2 separate regions of the Homo sapiens genome follow, and region 1 is linked to region 2. The links are chromatin loops, found by intact Hi-C in ENCODE. Cell type or tissue: A673. All regions are shown on one strand. Links, peaks and the distances in the headings refer to the core of each region. The heading gives the core; the rest is flanking DNA.

The links. Hi-C counts contacts between places; a loop is a spot of excess contacts. Peaks named below come from ENCODE experiments on the same cell type or tissue, not always from the same donor. Only the 100,000 strongest peaks of a DNase experiment are listed, where the experiment ranks them.
Region 1: a loop joins it to region 2, with 2.1 times the contacts of the local background. A loop is called at or near these places in 3 of 110 quality-filtered maps.

The regions. Positions count from the first base shown.
Region 1 is chr3:73,098,347-73,104,204 of GRCh38, forward strand. The region is part of intron 1 of LOC107986098 (a long non-coding RNA gene); the gene reads left to right. Among named protein-coding and RNA genes, the nearest start is that of EBLN2, 40 kb to the left of the region's middle. In A673, for the core only: a CTCF peak has its summit at 2,900 (motif pointing right); a DNase peak (open chromatin) is centred at 2,905.
Region 2 is chr3:73,208,936-73,214,793 of GRCh38, forward strand. All of the region lies in intron 2 of LOC107986098 (a long non-coding RNA gene), which reads left to right. Among named protein-coding and RNA genes, the nearest start is that of EBLN2, 150 kb to the left of the region's middle. In A673, for the core only: a CTCF peak has its summit at 3,437 (motif pointing right); a DNase peak (open chromatin) is centred at 3,866; H3K27ac peaks cover 1,543 bases.

The sequences.
Region 1 (5,858 bases), core at 628-5,627, 110 kb before region 2:
TCAGTTGCCCCAGCCTTGGCATTGCCAGGCTGAGGCCCCAGGTACTGTGGAACAGAGATGAGCTGTCCCTACTCTGCTGGACAAGAATTCCTGACCCATAGAATCTGTGAGCATGAGAAAATGGTGGGTTTTTTTGGCCAGGAAATTTGGGGTAATTTACTACATAGTGATAGTAACTGGAACGATTACTATGATAAGAGAGATAATGTATCTAATGTGCCTAATTGTCACACATTTGTCTACTATTAGTCACACAATGTCTACTATTATAGTGGGAGATTTTGCCGCAAACAAGTAGGCAAAAATGTAATAGGAATGTAGAAAGTTTCAATAACATCAGCAATAAGCTTGACTTACAGGGCATTTGTGGAATTCTGTACTCAACAGTTAGCAAAGACACATCCTTATTGATATTCAGGAAACAGTTGTAAAACTGGACCATTACCAAGCCATAAAACAAGACTCAATGAACCCCAAATTACTGATATCATAGTTCATTCTGTCACTCCACAAATTGTTCTTGAGGCTTGGTATGGTCCAGGCACCCAAGGAATAGCAATGAGCCAAAGAGATCAAGTTCTCTACCTCCTGTCATCTTCATTCTAGAGGGAGACAGAAGACAAGCATCAAAGTGGGTAAATACCTAATGTTAGGTGGCAATTACTATTACAGAGACAAAAACTAGAGCAGGGTAGAGAAAACAGGAAGTGCTGGGTCAGGCTGCAATTAGATATGAGGTGATTGGGAAGGCCTCTCAAAGGGTGACATGTGAGCAGAGATTGGAAGGAAGGGAAGGAGTGAGCCGCTCAGGCTTCTATTTTATTCCATGCAAATCCACCCTTGTTTTTCTCTTTATCTTCCATTCTGGTGGTGTTTTCCATTCTCTGAAGTTTGAAATATGTGTAGGTGAATCAGTAGTTCCCAAACCTGGCTGTGACTTAGACTTGCTTGGGGGTATTTGTTTTAAAAATACAGACACCTGGGCTCCACCGTCAGCTTTGGAGGGTGACCTCCTTGGAATCTACGTTTCAGCACGCTGGGTGGGCCTAATTCTGATGGGTAACCAAGTCCCAGAACTGTTGGTCCAATCTCCCTTTTCTGTTTTAATTTATTCCTTTGCTTGAAATGGAGTAAGTTACCCTAAGACCATAGGACAGCGGTTCTCAGCAGATGGTCCCTGGCCTAGGAGCATCAACGTCACCTGGGAAGCGACTGGAAAGAGCACACCTCAGATCCCACCACAGACCTATGCAATCAGAAACTAACAAGCCCTCCTGGTGATGCTGCTGCCTGCTGAAATTTAAGAACCACAGCGATGCACTGAGTATTTGGTTCTCTCTATTTAGTTCTTTAATTCAATTGGAGTTCCATTTGTGGTGTGCTCTAAGTCATTCACTTCTCCCAGTTGCTAGGAAACATTTACTGAATGTTTCTTCTCATTCCAGAGAGTTTGAAAGAATTTATTGAGCATGTATTGTAGGCTAGGCTGGCCTAGTTATAGGGGCTACAAAGACATGTCCATGCCTTACAAAGTTCAAAACCTAGGGCAAATAGGACTGATGTATGAGTGCTAAAATATGCCACGAGCCATGAGCTATGTTCCAGTGAAAGCTGACAACACAGCTCAAAGGGGAAATCAAGGTGGGAGGGAGGGAAAGGCTCCACGGAGGCACATCTGGGACCCACCTGGCAAGAGCTGGGTCCTCTTCTTACCAGACTCATGACACCCAGGTGTAGAAAGGACATCCCAGTCTCCCCTCCCTGTCAAACAACGTGGCTCCCTTGAAGTAGCAAGTGCTGACTATTTGGGGTGTGTCCTCTTGTTCATACAGATAACTTAGAAACCTTGCTGGCCACTTACAGGGTGTCTGACATGGAACTGTACAACTTTTCTGTGTGGTTTTTTCTCACTCAGTATACCTGGCCATCCCTCCAGGCCCGGCGTCGAGGCTTACACACCGTCTTTCCCATCCTGGGCCCATTCCGTGGTGTGGAATGCCGTCACCCTCTCAACTGTCCTCCCATGGACGGGCTTCAGCCTTGTGTCTGGGTTTTGGCCATTTATGGTGAACAAGGGGTAATCTCCATAGGGCAGGAGGGAGGGGGGTTGGAAAGAGCTGTTCAGAAGAGGACAAGAAGGAAAGTCGGGGACTTTTCAATTTAGCAGCAGAAAATCCACTTTTATCAAGAATGACGGGAAGACATTGTTTCTAGCAGGCAACGTCTACAACTAAACGTATGGTTGAAAGGAGTGAGCTTGATGGGGTCTTGCTAGTGATCTCATTTTGGGCCTCATTGGCCCACCCTCCCACCCCTGTATTCGAGTGACCGGGGACCCCCCTCTGCACCCCGGGGAAAGCGTCCGCCTGCTGCCCTCTGTCCCAGGCTTGGCGGCACCCCAGCCCCAGCTTTCTGCCTCAAGCCTCAACTTCCCTGAATTCTCAGCCCGGTGGATTTCCAGGGAAATCACCTCTGTGCAGTTTCATTAATTTGCGCCAAGGCCATCAAAGGGGGTTGTGTAAGAAATGTTGGCAGCCCATGGAGGCTCTGGGAGCTTCAGATCCGGCCTTCTTAGCAACAGGAAGCCCTTTCTTGCTCAGCATAAACAAGCCCAAACACTCCCCCACCGCCCATTCCCCTCAAGGTGCCAGTTTGCTTTGAAATCCACAGCAAAGGATTTCGAGGTGTGGCCTCATTTTGGCAAAAGCCTTAATTCTCATTATCTTAAGAGTCTGCACTCCCACCTCCCATGTATAACTTAATAAAAGTCACATGTGGCAGGGGATTATCTTTCATTCAGTGGAGTAAAAAAGGTCGTCGTGTGTCCCCATTGTCCCTGGTAAAGTAGCAGGCACTCAGGAGGGGGCTGATGTGGATACTGGAGTTGCAGTTTAGGCAATGTCCAGCAGAGGGAGCACGATGCTTTGAGAACAACCTGGCTCCTGGCTGTTCTGAAAGAGGAGTCTCTTTGCTACCAACCCCATGCATGTAGGAGTTGTCTTCTCTGCATGTGCAGCAGCTAATAAAAGAAATCCAAAGTTTTCTTGCTGGGAATTTGAGAATTCAAGGATAGATACATCCAACAATGGTTAAATTCTGTAAAAATTAATCCTGCTGGTCAGCTTGTGGGAGTGGCCCTAGTTGGCTGTAATCATTGGTATTTAAATCTGTAAGTGGACGGTGGAGAGAGGCTTGTTTCCTGCCTTAATGAGTAAGTCAGAACCTGCCTCGGAGGCCCTGTTAATTGTTAAAAACTGATCTTTGAGCAGGGTTGTAAAGAAGAAGAAGAACGGCTTTTTTTTTTTTTTTTTGAGATGGAGTCTCGCTCTGTCTCCCAGGCTGGAGTGCAAAGGAACCATCTTGGCTCACTGCAACCTCCGCCTCCTGGGTTCAAGTGATTCTTGTGTCTCAGCCTCCCAAGTAGCTGGGATTACAGGCACCCACCACCACACCTGTTGGATTTTTGGTCCCCAGAACCTGTTTGATAATTATCTTCAACTGTCTACAGCAGCCATAAAGAGACCTGTGGTGTACCTGTTCCGGGTAGAATTATGGATTTGGAAGCCTAGGGAAGAACTGAATGTGGCACTGGTTCATGAAAAGGCCAGATTTCCTCTGGAAAGACCTCTGTTCCCTGTTGTTCTGCACAAAACACTTCCTGCAGCTGGCACTGGGATTGGGGCATGACAGGCATCATCTTGCTTAATCTTCATGACCATCTAGTGAGGTGGGAGCTTTGATCATACTCATTTTAAAAATAAGGAGCTAGCTTAAAGTCGTTAAATATTTACCCAAGGTCATATAATGGCAGAGCTGGAATGTGAACCCAGGTCCATGTGACTCCATTCATTCATCCTTTCATTCATCAAACATATATTGTGGGCTCCTTGTCCCAGGTAGTGTGCTAGGCAATGGGGAATAAGAAATAAGAAAGACAAGATCCCAGTCCTCACAGAGTCTTCATCCTAGGAAGGGATGGTGGACTCAGAGCAGGTAAAGTAAAAACCAAGATGCTTTTGATGGGTGCTCTAAGGAGAATAAAGAGGGTGATTTGACAGACAGTGTGGGGGTGCTGCAGGGAAGAAGGACGGCTTTTTTTTTTTTTTTTTTTTGAGATAGAGTCTCGCTCTGTCTCCTAGGCTGGAGTGCAAAGGAGACATCTTGGCTCACTGCAACCTCCGCCTCCTGGGTTCAAGTGATTCTTGTGTCTCAGCCTCCCAAGTAACTGGGATTACAGGCACCCGCCACCACACCCGGTGAATTTTTGTATTTTTTAGTAGAGACGGGGTTTCACCATGTTGGCTAGGCTGGTCTCAAACTTGTGACCTCAGATGATCTGCCTGCCTCCGCTTCTCAAAGTGTTGGGATTACAGGCGTGAGCCACCATGCCTGGCCAGAAGGACTGCTTTAAATAGGATGTTTGGTGAAGGCGTCATGGAGATGGGACAGATGAATGAGACCTGAGGATGAGAAGTCTCCATCCATGGAAAGATGTGGAAATAGCAGTCCAGGTGGAGGGCCCAGCCCATGCAAAGGTCCCGAGGTGGGGCAGGCCGGGCAAGGCAGGATAAGAGATTGGAGGGCTGCTGAGGCTGGGGCATGGTGGATGAGGATGGGTGAGATGGGCTGGGCCTCATTGACTCTGTGCCCCTCTCCACTCTACCATGGGCTCCCCTGAAAAGTGTATGTGACAGAGTCCAGCTTCCTCGGACATATGTGCTGCTGTCACATGCAAGACGAGCCCATGGCTGGATTCCAGCTCATTTCACCTTTTTTTTTTTAAACATTTAATTCATCCTCGCTGGCCTCCCTCACTCCCAAAGGAAGACCCAGCTGCCAATTCCCTCTTTATTCTAATCTCTCTCCGGGTCCCTCCATCTGCTTTGGACCAGGGTAGAAACTGCCATCTTCACCCCTGCCAAATAAAGCCATACATCTTGTTTAGCCCCACTGGCACTCAGATGCTAAACCTTCAGATCAAGGGCAGGCCAGGCCTTGGGATGACCACATTGTTGAGGAAAAGGGAATTCAGCCACGCTGAGGTTGAAGAAAAACTGCAGTGGTGCATGTGTGAGGATGGCACTGTTGTGGTGTCCACAAAGGGAGGGAGAACAAGACAACCCCGATGTCCATAGATGGAGGCTGGAGAGCCAAAGTTTGATCCCTTAATGTCATGGAACAATAAGCAGCCATTAAAATAATGACACAGAGCCGCAAGCATTGACCTGAAGTGATGTCCACCATGTATGGCTAAGAGGAAAAAGCAGTCTGGAAAAAAGACTGTGTCGTGTGGGTCTGCATTCGAAAAGGCAATAGCTCTATGCTTGTGAATGCGAGTGCCTGGACCCAAGTTGCAAAGGACACACAGCAAGGCATGTGCAGTTATTATTCTGGGTGGTGGCATTTGGGTGATTCTAAGAGATTCATTCTCTTGCTTGTAACTCTTCAGTGGGGCCCATTGTTCTAAGGATGAAGCCTCGCGGACCACACAAGATATGCTGATGAGGCCTCATGTTGTCTGACCCATGCCTGCCTTGCCAACCTGAGTTGCTCCCTCTCTCTCTGGTCCGACAGGCCATCTCTCCTTTCCTCCAGCCTCGGTCCTGGTAGTCTGAGGACCTTTGCACAGGCTCTTTCCTCCACCGGGAAGCCTCTTCCCTGACAGCCCACTTTCCCTTTGCTGCCTCTCCTTCTGTTTTTTTTTTTTTTTTGAGACAGAGTCTTACTCTGTCACCCAGGCTAGAGTACAGTGGCACAATCTCGGCTCACTACAACCTCTGCCTCCCAGGTTCAAGTGATTCTTCTGCTTCAGCCTCCTGAGTAGCTGGGACTACGGGCATTTGCTACCACGCCCGGCT
Region 2 (5,858 bases), core at 408-5,407:
AGTTGTTGGTAGCATCGAGATTTCTGAAGAAGTATTAAAAGGTTACATGACTCAAAATTTCAAGAAAGGGTAAAAACCTTAGGATTTTCAACCTGGGTAGAATGCACATGTATTCCGGGTAAAGTCCAATATGGAAGACAATGTTGAAGTTATCTATTGCTATATAGGAAACTACCTAGTTTGTAGCTTAAGATAACCATTTTGTTCTGCTTTTGATTTAGTGGGTCAGGAATTTGGGAAGAGCTTGGTGGGGCAGTTTGAGTCTGACCTGCAGGCCGTCAGCTGGGCCTATGGGGCTGGATGATCCACTTTAAAGATAGCCTTTACAGTCACATACCTGGTACTGCAGTGTTTCTTGACATTATCTATCTATCTATCTATCTATCTATCTATCTATCTATCTATCTGTCTGTCTGTCTGTCTGTCTGTCTGTCTGTCTGTCCGTCTGTCCGTCCGTCTGTCCGTCCGTCCATCCATCCATCCATCCATCCATCCATTATTTATCTAATTTTTTCTAAAGCCTCTCCATGTGGCTCAGCTTCTCAGAGCAAGATGGTTTCAGGGCAGTGGTACTTTTTGCATGGTGACTGACTTTCAAGAAGCAGGAACTGGAAGCTGCCAGGCCAGTTAAGGATGACATGTGTAACTGGCACAGTGTTACTTCTGCTGTATTACACTGTTCAAAGGAGTCATGGTGCCTGCCCAGATTCAAAGGGGCATAGAAATAAACTCCACTACTTGATGAGGTATTGTAAGGTCTCATTTCAAAAAGAGTATGTGGGATGGGGGATGTTTCCAAAGCCATCTTTGGAAAATACAATCTGTCACATGTCACTCACTCAAGATTAGGCAAAGAAACAGTCTCCTAAGGTACATATACCTAGATATGAAGGTCATATTATATGTATCATTTAGGAACAAGTGCATTTATTGGTAATGGAAATGTGGGTGGTAGAATATTATAGAATTCCATCTTTACAGAATGTTTACTCTGTTTCTTTGCATATTTTCTTGGCATTTTTGAGAAAAGCAAACTCATATCACATGCACATTTTAACATTTATTTCATTTGTCCTACACACTTTCTTCATGAGCGAGACTTCAATAATCAGTGCGTCCAATGTATTGCATAGCCTTGGAATGTTTGAATGTACTCATGAGCCAATTTTAGATTTATATATCCTCTGACTTTTCTTGAGTTTTAAAAAATTCATACACTCCTGTCTTAACTCCTCAGTGGTATTTCCTCTTTTCCAATAATACCTAAAAATCCAGTTTCTTTGCTCTATCAGATGTGGGTCTTCCATTTTGATTTCTGCTTTTTCACTGTTTTGCAATTGGTGCTATCATATCAGTGACACTAACTAGTGGTTTTATTATACTACAGCGTAAAACAACTGCATTTCCTCTACATTTTTAAATGTCTTATCCACATTCAGGCTGTGCATACATTTCACGGAAATGCCCTGAACTTGTTAGTTGATCCACAAATAGCTCCTCTATATATTTATGGTAATACTTTATGCTGAACTACAATTTCACACTTAGAACTGTCCCTGTTGGTTTGTCTGTTTTAAATGTCATCTGCTCATATTTATAAATGTGGAATGAGCTTACTTAAATTGGATTTCTTGAGTCCAAGACACTTCTGATTTTCCTAATGACCAAATAACCAAAAAGCAGAACAGATTAAGAAGAAAAAAGAAATCTCGGGCACACACACTTTCCAAGCAGTCAGGGTTTGTTTAAAGCTGCTTTGTTCGGCAGGAATGGTTAATAAAAGAAACATTTCCCCAAAGAATTGTTGTGGTCTTTAATTAAACTCCTTTCCCATAGGTTTGTAATATCACATTGAACAATATTTGGTCAGTTTCTCTGCCTGGCTTTCTTGGTCACATGCTGGACTTTATTGGATCCCGGGTCCTGAGGGAACATTAGGAGCAGAGAGAGGCAGGCCACATCAAATGAAAGTTAATTGTGTTTAAGCTGTGTTGGAAACCAGCCTCCAGTGCGCCTTTGCTGAGAGCCAAGCTAAACACGCAGGTGCCCCAGCTGTCAGGGTGGGCCCAGGGCAGAGCATTTACCTGACATAGAGGATGTGCAGCCACCCAAAGAGGGTGACTGTGGAAGAGGCCAACACAGGGCCTTGCTTTTTGACCTTCTTGGGCTCCTGGACAATGGTCAACCAGGTGATTCATTCTACTGTGGGGGCTGAAAGTTGGGTTTTCTTCAAGAAGGGAGGGCTGCTGGATAGCAGCAGTTCATTAAGACTCAGAACTGTCTGTGGAAAAGCTGTGATGAATTGCTCTAAATGACATGGATGCTAAGCACTGTTGCAGTTGCTGAAGAAATGTTTCATCTGGCTCTCTTCTTGCCCTCGAGTTGAGACTCAAATCAGAGCAGACACATGCCCGGCATATCTGACCTCAAAAGTGGATCGTTTTTCATGGAAATACCCGTTTTCCTTCTTATCTGCTCTGAGGGTGGACCACTGCTGTCTCCCCAGCCCTTGGCACATCCATGGGCACATGTCCTTGTGAAGGGGACGCAGAGGTCTCCTGGGGCACTGTTGACATTCTGTCTCTTTATCCAGATGGGAGTGCCACACCAGTTCATTTCACGATCATTGGTTCAACAGTTCACATGTTATATTTACATTGCTATATTAATTAAGTTAAAACATGAAATTGCTAAGAGTGGGCCACTTTTTAATATATAAAAAATGGCAGTTGTGTATAATTCAATATAATATATTTTACCCAGGAAATGATAAAACAAGATTGTGAAAATACCATCAAATATATCAGTGGTCACAAGATACATATAGGCCCAAAAGAGGCTTCATGATGATGTTGCCATCATGGTGTGGGTGGTGATTTTAGCAGCTATTCCACTAAGTAGTGGTCCTTTTTTCTTTTGCTTTGTGTGACAACACAGTGTGGTGGCTAGTGCCTGGCCCCATAGTCTGTCATGCTTGGGTTTGAGCCTCTGCTCTCCTGTGTACCAGCTGGTTGCCCTAGGGGAAGGTTTTGAGCCTATTTTTCCATCTGAAAATGAGGCCGGTGATGGTACCTACTGCATAGGATCGCTGAAAAGTAGGTGCTCACATTTGGTAACACCTACCTTGCCAGATGTGTCTCCTGCCATGTTGCCTTGGAATTTTCATGCTCTAGATGATTTGGACTTCTTTTGTTTTTATTTGTTTGTTTTTGGACTTCTTTTCACTTCATTGGGTATGCTGTGTTCCTGTATTAGTCCATTCTCATGCTGCTAATAAAGACATACCCAAGAAAAAGACATACCCAAGACTGGGTAATTTTTAGAGGAAATAGGTTTAATTGACTCACAGTTCTGCATGGCTGGGGAGGCCTCAGGAAACTTACAATTATGGTGGAAGGGGAAGCAAACATGTCTTCTTCCACATGGTGGCAGGAAGGAGAAGTGCCAAGCAAAAGGAAAAAAAAGTCCTCTTATAAAACCATCAGATCTCTTGAGAACTCACTATCATGAGAACGGCGTGGAGGTAGCCACCCCCATGATTCAATTTCCTCCCACCAGGTCCCTCCCATGACATGTGGGGATTATGGGAACTATAATTCTAGATGAGATGTGGGTGGGGACACAGCCAAACCATATCAGCTCCCTTCTGCTACTAAATCTCTGCATATGCTGTCTCCCTACTTTCCAGAATATTCTTCTCCCATGCCTTTGCCTACTTGGTTCCTCCTCACACTTGAGATCTCGGCTAGTTTCTTGATTTCTTAGCTGCCCTTGGCATCTCTCACTAGGTTACAACTGTTGAGTCTTTTATACTCTCATAGAACCATGTAACTTCCTTTTGTAATATGGATCACAGCTGTGATTTCAGAGGAAGCTGTCTGATGGTTTGATGCATCTGTCACCCTTATTTAACTGTGGGCTCGGTACGGGCAGGAAATGAGAATGATTTTTCTCATCATTGCCCTCTGGGGGACCTAGCTCACAGTTGGTGCTCCAGAAATATTTAATAAATGAAGTCTTACACAATACCAGTCCTTATATTTTAAGGCTTTAATGAGAGTTCCTGTATTTCTGATAAAATAGTAAAATAGAAAGCCATGTTCATAAGTAGTGTCTATATACGTCTGTATGAGAATAAGAGATAACAGATAAACCCATCAGCTTCCAAAAATTCACCATGGGCATTTTGTGCAAAGTAGTGAGTAGGCAGGATAGCGGACGTTTTAAGAACAAAGAGTCTGTCAGATGTCTGACTTCAAGCTCAGTGCTTCACATGTCTCTGCTCTGTGATCTTGAAAAAGTTACTTTATCTGAAACTCTATTTCTTTCTTTTTTTTTTTGAGATGGAGTCTCGCTCTGTCTCCCAGGCTGGAGTGTGGTGGCGCGATCTCAGCTCACTGCAAGCTCCACCTCCCGGGTTCACGCCATTCTCCTACCTCAGCCTCCTGGGTAGCTGGGACTGCAGGCGCCCGCCACCGTGCCCGCCACCACGCCCGGCTAATTTTTTGTATTTTTAGTAGAGGCAGGGTTTCACCACATTAGCCAGGATGGTCTTGATCTTCTGACCTCGTGATCCACCTGCCTTGGCCTCCCAAAGTGCGGGGATTACAGGCGTGAGCCACCGCGCCCGGCCTGAAACTCAATTTCTACAGAAGTAAACTGGATATTAAAAATAGTACCCGAATGCTATGGGTTGGAATATGTCCCTCCAAAATTTGTATGTTGAAGTCCCAAATCTTAGTACTTCAGAATGTGACCTTATTTGAAAATAAAGACTTTACAGAAACAATCAAGTTAAAGGGAGGTCATTAGGATGGGCCCTAATCAATACTGGTGCCCTTATAAAAAGGGGAAATTTGGACACGGAGACACGTTTTCTGAAGGAAGGAAAGGAAGCCGATGGAAGAGATGCAGGGAGAAGATGACTGTCTACAAACCAAGGAGAGAGGCCCAGAACAGATCCTTCCCCTGCAGCCCTCAGACGAAACCAACCCTGCTGACACTTTGACTTTGGAATTCCAGGCTCCAGAACTGTGGGATAATACATTTCTCTTGTGTGAGCCACCCAGTTTGTGGTACTTTGTTATGGAAGCCCTAGCAAACTAATACACTGAATGAGCCAACTTCATTTATAATGATGCTATGTATTAATCTAAAAATCTCAATGACTTACAGCAGAAAACATTTATTTTTCCTGCTCATGGCCTGTGGGTTGACTGTGGTTTTGTACAGACTCCAGGCCAATTGGCTTCAGATCTACTCCTTGTGCCTTTATCATTCTGGTACTTGGCAGCTACCTGGGGCATTTTCTTGCCATGAAATAAGGCAGAAGAACAAGAGGTCAAGAAAATGTTGCAAACCCACTGGAAGTTTCTTATGACATTATGTCTGCTGGATCTCACTGACCAAAGCAAGTCACCTGGCCAAGCCTGATAGGCAGAAACACACTATCTATTCTAGTGGGAGGCAATGACAATCACATGGAAACAGGAGAGGGTGACAATAACCCAACTGACCCCAATACCTACACATCACAGGGTTGTCTTCAATAAATAAGATTTTGCATATAAAATTTTAGCAGAGGCCAGGCACGGTGGCTCACGCCTGTAATCCCAGCACTTTGGGAGGCCGAGGTGGGCGGATCACAAGATCAAGAGATTGAGACCATCCTGGCCAACATGGTGAAACCCTGTCTCTACTAAAAATACAAAAATTAGCTGGGTGTGGTGGCGCACACCTGTAATCCCAGCTACTCAGGGAGGCTAAGTCAGGAGAATCACTTGAACTTGGGAGGTGGAGGTTGCAGTGAGCCAAGATGGTGCCACTGTACCCCAGCCTGGTGACAGAGTGAGACTCCG